Linked DNA regions of Homo sapiens: region 1 is linked to region 2. The links are chromatin contacts, found by Hi-C or POLR2A ChIA-PET in ENCODE. All regions are on one chromosome and are shown on one strand. Each heading gives the region's core, a stretch centred on a gene start or an enhancer-like site at or near the end of the contact. The rest is flanking DNA. Distances are from core to core; before and after follow the strand shown.

What was found. Hi-C counts contacts between places; a loop is a spot of excess contacts on that map. ChIA-PET counts read pairs that join two places held with the same protein, here RNA polymerase II (POLR2A). Pooled maps may share reads with other maps.
Region 1: a map of PC-3 shows a loop between it and region 2 (6-fold over the local background). The contact joins two enhancer-like sites. A Hi-C loop is called at or near these places in 4 of 168 maps with a recorded cell type or tissue (IMR-90, PC-3 and heart right ventricle), 1 of 37 single-sample maps with no recorded cell type and 5 of 50 pooled maps. POLR2A ChIA-PET finds 5 or more read pairs at or near these places in 1 of 52 experiments (GM12878).

What each region holds. Positions count from the first base shown.
Region 1 is chr3:12,370,446-12,376,021 of GRCh38, reverse strand. The region is part of intron 2 of PPARG (peroxisome proliferator activated receptor gamma); the gene reads right to left. Among named protein-coding and RNA genes, the nearest start is that of PPARG, 84 kb to the right of the region's middle. Within about 2 kb of position 4,273, at least 5 of the 41 ENCODE cell types and tissues checked have a DNase peak (open chromatin) inside an H3K27ac peak, as active enhancers do; they include PC-3, where a contact is called at or near this core.
Region 2 is chr3:12,306,660-12,311,700 of GRCh38, reverse strand. The region is part of intron 1 of PPARG (peroxisome proliferator activated receptor gamma); the gene reads right to left. Among named protein-coding and RNA genes, the nearest start is that of PPARG, 20 kb to the right of the region's middle. RefSeq lists a silencer at 4,540-4,747. Within about 2 kb of position 3,085, at least 4 of the 41 ENCODE cell types and tissues checked have a DNase peak (open chromatin) inside an H3K27ac peak, as active enhancers do; they include PC-3, where a contact is called at or near this core.

The sequences.
Region 1 (5,576 bases), core at 3,024-5,523, 63 kb before region 2:
GCTGAGATCACGCCACTGCACTCCAGCCTGGGCAACAAGAGTGAAACTCCAACTCAAAAGAAAAAAAAAAAAAGCCTTGAAAATATAAACAAGACTGGTCCTGTGAATGCGCGTTTGTGGTTTCAAGAGGACTAATTAGGTACCGTATGGGTTCACATGTCTATCTACATAAATAAGTACCCAAACAACCTTAAGTTATCTGTGTTTCAGTGTCAACACTGCACACCAAAAAGGGGAATGTGTACTGGTGATAGTTAAAGGTCATTCTAGGTCTCAATGACATCCAGAAAAAAGTCTGTGCTCCTAAGGACAGGGCACCCATCCAACTGTGTCCTTTGTTTCAAAATTCGTCCAAACCTGTCTAACCCAGGTCATTCCATTTACTTTGTCTGTCTCCTTGGCAGGCTTAATTTTCATTTCTGTATCTACTTTTCTTAGTATAACTTATTTTCATATTAAAGTATATTTCCCTTGTCTACACTGTAATATCCACAAAGGTGGGTTTATCACCTATTTCTCACTATGCTATTGCAAAGTTTTCTGCATACAGAATAAAGGCTGACAAAGTGAGTTAAAGGTAGTGGATATGCTTTTGTATGAATACTGGGAAATGAAAATAAGGATGCACAAATATCTGGGGTGGGAGAGAAATTGGTTGCTCATGATTTTACTGGTTTAATTTTGCTTTGTTTCATTTTTAACATACAATTTCAGTGACTTCCTATCAATCACAGCCATGCTGCTTTCTTTCCTCTCTCTCTCTCTCTCTCTCTCTCCCACCTCCCCAACCTCACTTTTAAAGAGACAGCATCTCACTGTGTTGCCCAGGCTGGTCTCAAACTCCTGCGTTCAAGTGGTCCTCCTGGCTCAGCCTCCCAAACTTCCGGGAATATAGGCGTGAGCCACTGTGCCCAGCCAAAGTCATGCTTCTTATTACAAAAGTCATATCCCTAGGGGTCGTGTATTACATTGTGGAAATTTTGGGAAAATTTTTAATGTGAAAATAGCCATCTATGTGTTAAGGAAAGAAGGAAAAGTTCATGTAATTTTTAAAAATATTATATGAAATTCCTAGAAAACTCTGTACTTGTAGTACATCTCATGGCTAAAAGGATGCTGTTTTCTGTTTTCGTTTTGTTTTGCTTTTCATAGTAGCCTTTACTTTTGTGAGAGCAGTTTTAGGGTTACATAAAAATTGAGCAGAAAGTACAGAGCTCTTAAAATAGCCCTTCCCCAGCCTCCTGTCCCCTCTCTACAAAGCATGGTTTTCCCCTATTACTAACACCTTGCACAGTGTAGTATACCTGCTATAACTGATGAACCAATATTGACACATTATTACCACCTAAAGTCCATGATTTACATCAAGGTTTGCTCTTTCTGTTGCATAGTTCTACATTTTTGTTTTGTTTTGTTTTTGTTTTTGGTGGAGTCTCGCTCTGTCACCCAGGCTGGAATGCAGTGGCACGATCTTGGCTCACTGCAACCTCCACCTCCCAGGTTCATATGATTCTCCTGCCCCAGCCTCCTGAGTAGCTGGGATTACAGGCGTGTGCCACCATGCCCTGCTAATTTTTGTATTTTTAGTAGAGAAGGGGTTTCACTATGTTGGCCAGGCTGGTCTTGAACTCCTGACCTCAATGGATCTACCTGCCTCTGCCTCCCAAAGTGCTGGGATTACGGGTGTGAGCCACCATGCCCAGCCAAGTTCTATGGGTTTTGACAAAGACATAATATCATGCATTCATTAGAGGATCACACAGAATAGTTTCACTGCCCCAAACATACCCCATACTCCACCTATTCATTCCTCCCTTCCTCCACCCAAGAATGGTATGGTTTTGCTGTCCTCTACTAGTAAGGGCATACTGGTGGAAAAGCAGGAGAAACACTGGCCTTTTAGCTTGGCATTCAAGGCCCTCTATGTCTCAGCCCTAACTTACTTTTTCAGTCTTATTTCCACTGGTTATCCCAGACCTCGCTCCCATTCTTGGCATATCTGGTGGCTGGGCATATCATACTATCTGCCCAGGTTAAACATGCCCTGCCTCTTTTAGTCATACAGGTTACTGAGGCTGCTGTATCTTCTTCCTACTCCTCACCTCTTCATGCCACAAGCCTGTTTGTCTTTCAAAACCCAGTCCAAATGCTACTTTCTCTGTAAAACCATCTATGAATCCTCCAACTTAAAAACACTCCATTCTCTGTGTTCCCACAGCACTTTGTACCTCCTCCTTTAACTCAGATATAATTATCTGGATAACTATCTCCACCATTAGACTTCCAGTCTGGAGTAAAAGGACAGCATCTTATTATTCTATCTTCCCATGTGCATATTCTATGCACAGTTTTTTTTTTTAACCAAATTCTTGCCAATTGATGATCATATTTTATGCAGAAGAGTAGAGTAAATTTTCATTTTGCTACTAAAGATGGAAAAATAACAATACTTTCTCAATAGTTTAGTTTTGTTAAGACTTAAGTTCTCTCCAAAAAATGTTAATCTTCAACATTATCAATAAAATACAACTTAAGCCATAACCATTCCCCTTAACGATGTATATTCAGTTTTTTCTCTTTTGCTGATTACAAGAGGAAGGTTGTGGTCCTAGATGGTTTTCTTATTTTTCTAAGTTGAAAGGACAAAGTAAGAAAGAAAAACAGCTTGCCTCTTCATCTCTATGAAAACATTGCCCAAACACACTTTTCCCCTTCCCCCCTGCCCTTCTCCCTTCCCTTTTACTCTGGGACACCTTGACCTAAACAATATTATTCCATGGACCATAGTTACTGGGAGGCACAGTGGTTCCCTAGACATTTTATTTTATTTTGACTTAGAGATGGGTCCAGAAAGCCTGCTTCTAATTTTGTCTCTAGAAAACATAAGCTACTGTTTCTGCCAAGCTGTAAGTTGAGGAGGTGTTTTTTGTTACTCCGTGCAATTACCCATGAAAGAACAAATGAACAAAATATTTGCATGAACAACAGCCCTTCTCAGTAACAAGAACATGTCTTAACTCCCTAGCTGGTGACACTGAGTTGTGTTGCATCAGTGGTATATCCATTAATTTCACAACCTTTAGAGTGTTTCAAGCAGGCTAAAGTCTTTAGGCAGAACTTGTGAGCAAAGGACATGGATGTGTGCCATTATCTTAGACCTTCAAACTTGGCTTTAAATGCTATTATAGTCAATGCGCAGACTTTTCACAATACTCAAAGGATGAAGTAGTGCAACAAAAATACAACCAATTTCATGCAAAAATAAAGTAACTTCTTTAATCTGATAGGCATTATTATTTGGGAGTATGGAAGTGGGTTGGAAAAGATGCTAAATTGTAAAATTGAACACCAGAAATATATGCTTTACCTTTGGGGTTTTATGTTGTCCCTTACGAAAAGAAAAGAAAAGCTATGATTAGAATAGCTGGTAAAATGTTACATCTTCTTCATATTTACATTAGCTAATACTAACAGGACACTAAATCTGTGCAAAGTACTACGCCAAATATTGTGCCCGGATTGTGTCATTTAATCCTCACAACCAGCCCGAGGAAGTAGGTGCATTTATAATTTACTTTAAAGATGGGAAAACTGAGGCATGGACCTGGAAGTAAGTAACTTGCCTAAAAGTACGCAGTAACTAAGCAGTAGAACTGGCATTGAATCCAGATGGTCTGAAGCTCCATAGCCCACACTTGTGACTTTACACTGGATACTGGTTAGAAAAACATTATTTCTTCCTGATCTTCCAGTTCTATATTAAACAATTATTTAACAGTTCCAACAAATCTTCATGAATACCTATAATGTGCCAGGCAGGCAGGGGGGCAGGGGATGTACTATGAAGAGTAACTCTCAAATGAAAGCTTTATTGGAGAAATGTGTTCAGCTAGGCAACAAGAGTACGTGCCTGAAAAGCCTTTCATAGGTCCTTTGTAGTTTTGTTGGAAATGACCTTAAAAGACACTTAACCGCCGATTTTTCAATCCCTTCTCATTTGTTTCAGTTAATGTCATGGTACTCATAACTGTGGTTCCAACTTGTTTATCCAGCCCATCCTTACTGATTCATGCAGATCAAGATCACTCTGCAGTGTAAACTGACCTGGGAATTTACTAATTCCTCTCCCATCATGACAGCGACATCCAGAGACAAGAATCATCCTGAAACACTACAGCAGAAAAGGCTGTTTTGAGATCATCTGAGTTCTCATTTGACAGATAAAGAAAATGAGGCAAAGTGACCTGCTCAGGGTTTCCTGGTGAGCTAGAGGCTGACTGGACGGGAGCCCAGCTTGGCTCCTCTGAGCCTGGCATTCTCAGCGCTGTGTTATCAAGTTGTTACTACATGTAAATATGCTGAAAATGGGACTTTTAACCTTTGCCACTTTTCACAGATCCAGATTTATTTTTTGGGGGTCTTTAGTGAATGTATATGAATGTCATCAAATTTATGAGGGAAAAAGTCTCATGTAAGGAACCATTTCCTGGATGGCAAATTATCACAGAATAAAATGCGAAGAACTAAATCTGTAACAGAATTTGTTTCTAACAAAAGTCATGAACTCTGAATTAATCAAAAGGCGTAGGGAATAGTCTTGAATAGTCTAATAAAGTAAGCATTATCTTGGTTTGTTTTTACATAGTAAGTACAGATATACAAATGTTGTTTGCTTGCTTTGTGCCGTTTGCTGTTTTGAACATTAACGGTGAAGAAGGATGGGCACAGCTCCATGTCAGATGCCCGAGGTTCCAATCCAACCCTATTGCTGGAAGTTCGTATCTCTTCATATCTAATCTCCATCTGTAGAATATTAATATTGTCTCCCTCCTAGAGTTGTTGTGAGGATTAAATTAGATAATGTATGTAGAGCACTTACCATAGGGCTGGATACTTAATAAGTTCTCAATAAATATAATTAATATTAATAGTATAACAGTAATTTGTGTACACATTAGTCACCAGAGTACTACAGTCATATAAAAGGTGGGCTAAAAGCCTCCAACACTACCACTAGGGGACAGGAAGAGGAAGAACCGCCAGCAAAGCCCTATTGTTTAAACAGGACTACGCCTAAAACAGATGTCCTGTTTTAAAGGCCTCTGGAAAAGGAGAGTCCACAGCTCCTCTTGGTTACTCATTCCAATGCTTAATTGCTCTTTAGCAGCCAGGAAAGTCTATGTCTTATCTGGCATTTCCCCAACTGTGTTATACATATGTTAATAATGTTCCTTTAAAAATAATTAAAAACAAAACAAAAAAAATCTGGTGATCAAGTAAATTTAGGCAATGCTAGGTTAAGCAAGGTTAAATAGGTTTACTGTGAGACTTCTTAAACTAACAGGCTAATGTTCACGAGAATACACAAAAGAGAGAAAAAAGCACAGTGTGCAATATTTGAGGAGCTTAATATGTGATGGAATATGGTTTGAGAAATGATGATCTAACCTATGTTGAAGTTTGCGACTATCTCTTTTTTCCCATTTTTTAAACATATAGTTATCATCCTCTGCATATTTGCCTTTTATCACATGTACTTGAAACGTATTCCTGAGTTGTTCCTCAGTTTTTCTTTA
Region 2 (5,041 bases), core at 1,836-4,335:
TGAAGACAAAACAGCATCTAATGCCAAAAGCCTTATCATCAGGGCTTGAATAGCGCCAACATCGAGACCCGACATTCTACACAGTCTTACCTACATGAAACTCTACAGTATTTTCTCTTTTAAATCTGTACCTTTTAATTTATAATTTACAAAAGCTATTTTATTACTTAACACATGGCATAAATGTAGTAGACCATGAAGATAAAATGTTTTCCCATTTTGTTAACTGTAGCAGGAAATAATATAAACTATAGCCAACGTATTTTGCCTGTTTATTTATTTCTCTGGCATTGTTTAGTACTTCTATTTGAAAAATGAGAGAAAACCTTTTCACTTTGGAAGGCTGAGGCAGGCGGATTGCTTGAGCCCAGGAGTTGGAGACCAGCCTGAGCACCACAGCGAAATCCTGTCTCTACAAAAAACAGAAAAATTAGCTGGGCATGGTGGCATGTGCCTGTAGTCCCAGCTACTCAAGAGGCTGAGGCAGGAGGAACTCTTGAGTCCCAGAGTTCAAGGCTGCAGTGAGCTATGATCACACCACTGCACTCCAGCCTGGGCAACAGAGTGAGACCCTGTCTCAAAAATAAAAAAAAAATTTTAATACAGACTCAATATCAAAAACAAAGCAATAATTTTCTTTTCAGAATGGGACATGTTCTTCTTTAGAAAGAGCTAATGTGTCAGTGTGTAATGCCCACATGTTTTATGTTTTCTGGCTGTGACTGCTGACCAGTATCACAGCAATTTACATAAACACACTCTAATGTGTTAGCCAGAAATGAAAGGAGCACCCACAGCGAAACCGCTCATTACACACAACAGGCAAAACACATGAGAGATGAGAAACACTTTATCTATGACAGATTACCACTTGGGTTTTTTTTTTTTTTTTTTTTTTTTTTTTTTTTTACATTTAAGGCAACTATTAAAAAGGGCTCGGCCGGGCACGGTGGCTCACGCCTGTAATCCCAGCACTTTGGGAGGCCGAGGCGGGCGGATCACGAGGTCTGGAGATCGAGACCATCCCGGCTAAAATGGTGAAACCCCGTCTCTACTAAAAATACAAAAAATTAGCCGGGCGTAGTGGCGGGCGCCTGTAGTCCCAGCTACTTGGGAGGCTGAGGCAGGAGAATGGCGTGAACCCAGGAGGCGGAGCTTGCAGTGAGCCGAGATCCCGCCACTGCACTCCAGCCTGGGCGACAGAGCGAGACTCTGTCTCAAAAAAAAAAAAAAAAAAAAAAAGGGCTCAAATACGTGAAAACAAAGGTAAAAATTTTAATCTAAAAAACGGAACCAAATCTGTATGTAAAAATTAAAGGAGTTGATTCCAGGTTAAGATTAAGTTGTACCAGCTTTCCTTGATACTTGTGCCAATTTTCCTTTGAAATACATAGGTATTTCTTCAGAAGTAGATGGGCAAAAAGTAAAGATTTCTAGAAACTGGTATCTATTCTTAGTGTGTAGCCCCAAGTGTCGGATCAAACAGAACACTTGGCTGGTTCTTACTACTGTCAGAGTCAGGCAGATTTAGGTAACCTTTCCCCCAGACCCCCTCCTGCTACCAGTCCTCTTCCTTCTGAACCCATTCAGAACTGCACTGTATCTTAGAAGGAATCGTCCCCAGATGTGAAACACAGTAGGGCAGAGACAAGATCCATTCTGGGGGGAGTAGACACCAAGGATTGCCGTTCTTTCACCTCTGCCATCTGGTCATTTAACTCAAGATTAGTTTATATTCATTCGATTATAAACACCCTACCCATCATCCCTAGAAGCCAGAGAACTGGGCTGTGAAGACAGCAGACAATTGCCTCACACTTAAACACAGCCCACGTTAGACAGGGGCTGTTCATCTCTACTCACACAATGATTTTACATCTGGGATGGGATTTTTACCAGAACCTAAGTAAATAATAAGGCAGGCCAAGGGCAGTTTACTCAGACTAACTTGTCTGAAATGAAATAAATGGTGAAGTTGACTTAAGATACAGAAAAATAATTAACAATGGAAATAATTGAAAACTTATCAAAGAATTACTTCCTCCAAAAGCTATTAGTTTTATAGTTGATTTTTTAAAGCTTTCAAGGAAGAGATGATTTTCTTACTACATAAGCTGTTTCTCAGTAGGAAAAAATATAGTGACATAATTAACTTTTCTGGAGTGTCATAACACTGATATTAAAACCTGACAACAGAGAAAAATATCAGTCCCACTTATCAATATTGATTTTAAATAATAAATAAAATGTTAATTAACAAATTAAATCCTCTATTAAAATAATGAACCACCATAATCAAGTTACATTTATCTCAGAAAGGCAAAGAGGATTTAATATTTGAAAATCTATTAAAATGTGTCACAGCACTAGGTCAAAAAACCGTATGATTACTACAAAAACGACAAAAACAGTACTCAGTAAAATTCAACATCCATTCTTGACAAAATTTCTTTTAAAAAGCATGAAACTTTAAAAACAAGAATATTAATCTCAAACTTTACAATCAGTATCATCTTAATTGTGAAATACAAGAGCAGCATTTCCCAAAATGTATTCTATAGATAACTTGTTCCCTAAGATTTTCCAACAGAAAAGGTTCTACCATAAAATAAATTTGCATATGGTCTTCATTTTTGGAGATTAATAAAGTACATTAGCATAGTATGTACTCTGCAAACCTTGTAATTTAAAAAACAAAACCATCATCAACAATAACAATCTGCTTCTCGGTTTAATTCAATGGTTCTCAAACTTACTTGAACACATGTTTTTAATTTTTTATTATTTCACTCCTCAACCCACTTTACTGTGGTTTTTGTCACCTACCTTTCTACTGAAACTTAAGTATATGTCATCTCCTTCTTGCTAAATCCATTAGACTTTTCTTGACTTCAATTCTATTTTCTCAGTGGCATGCTGGTAAATATTTAACTGGCTCTCTTTGCAGAGAAAAATGCCCTGATTGGTAGTGTTTGCCAATTTTTGTGGTGTAAATACTCCCACCATGACTGATTTAAAAGCAGCACAAATATTACAGTGTATTTCCACTACTCAGATACCATGGGCATGAATCATCTCAGCAATGTAAAGTAATAAGGAAGTGGTATGCTTTGTGTATTTATTACTTTTATTTTTAATATAATTTGTTTAACTGTATTCAATTTAAGTTTTAATAATAGCATGCATAACGATTGGCTCAATAAAATTGTGAAAATTTAACAATGTGGCTCCAGCACACCACGGTCTCTGCCTCTGCAGCATTTGATATTTTGCCCATCCTCCACTATTGAATCTGTCTCTTTTCTTGGCTCCTTGAAATCAGTTTCTCCCTTTTTTTTTTTTTTTTTTTTTTTTTTTGAGACAGGGTCTTGCTCTGTCATCCAGGTTAGAGTACAGTGGTGTGATCATGGTTCACTGTAGCCTCAACCACCCAGGCTCAAGTGATGCTCTCACCTCGGCCTCCCAAGTAGCTGGGACTACATGTGTGCGCCATCACACCTGGCTAATTTTTCATTTTTTTGTAGAGGCGAGATCTCCTTATGTTGTCCATGCTGATCTCTAACCCGCCTTGGCCTCCCAAAGTGCTGGGATTACAGGTGTGAGTCACTGTGCACGGCCTCCTATTATCCTACCTTATGATGACTATTTTAGTCCCTTTTCCTGGTACCCCTGCTTTCTGAGCTTTTCTATTTTGTGTTCTCTAAGTTTCCTCTTGGCCTTCATCTCTTCTTTATATTCTTGCCCTCAGCACTGTGACTCATAACACATCTACTTGCTTACAGCTCCCAAATCTATCTCTAAACACAACTCCTCTCTTGAGAGTTCCAAGGAAGAACAATTCAACACCTAATTGGACAACTCCTCATTCTCTGCAAAATTAAAAGAAATTCCTTTCTTTACCGGGGTCTTTCAAAATACATTAAAGAAAATTCAGCTTATAACCACAAAGCAACCCTTCTCATATACTCCTTCCCTTCAATTTCCTCTTAATTCCCTTTAATTTTCCTTTAAGTGTTTTCACACACCATGCTCTCCAAAGTGTCTCCTTCACCAAAGGCTGTCCTACCTACACACAGTCTTTATTCCCAGCCCAGGAATTTCACGATCTCTCTCTCTTCCTCTCATTCCCAGCACTTTATGTCTATCAACCCAAATCTTCTGCTTTTCTTGACTAGTTCCTTTCTACTCATTCTCTAATTCTTTTTCATAAAAACATAGGACTGACCTTGTAAGATCAACTTTTTTAAGAGTAGGGGAAGGGATTATTGTACTGTCAAATTACAATTCTCTTTGGTGGGTTGGGAGAGGTGGAAGTATGTGAACACTCACAAATGACTAATTTTTGTCCTATGCAAGTAAATACACGGATCTGTCCCCTAACCCCACCATAGCTGACTGATTCAATTAGAGGCCAGACACAAGATGAGCCGTTTACATTCCTCTCCAGATTTTTTACAACACTGACAAAATTTGCTATATTCAATTGACCTCTGTATCCTGAGACAAAATAAAATGTCTTTATTTAGATTAAGAGGAATTTAAGAGAGACAAAAAAAAAAAAAGAATTTCCTAACAGCGGTTGATTTTTTTTTTTTTTTTTTTTGAGACGGAGTCTTGCACTGTCGCCCAGGCTGGAGTGCAGTGGCGCGATCTCGGCTCACTGCAATCTCTGCCTCCCGGGTTCACGCCATTCTCCTGCCTCAGCCTCCCTAATGGCTGGGACTACAGGCGCCCACCACCACGCCCGGCTAATTTTTTGTATTTTTAGTAGAGATGGGGTTACACCGTGTTAGCCAGGATGGTCTCGATCTCCTGACCTCGTGATCCACCAGCCTCGGCCTCCCAAAGTGCTGGGGGATTACAGGCGTGAGCCACCGCGCCCGGCCCAGCGGTTGATTTCTAAGTGATGATGAAGTTACTAAATATAAAGATTTGGTGATCTAATTTATCTTGTCATAAGCAACAACAGGTACTTTCAAGTTGCTTACTACTTACAAGACACATAAGCTGATTTGCAGTGAATTAACACAACTAAAAGTTT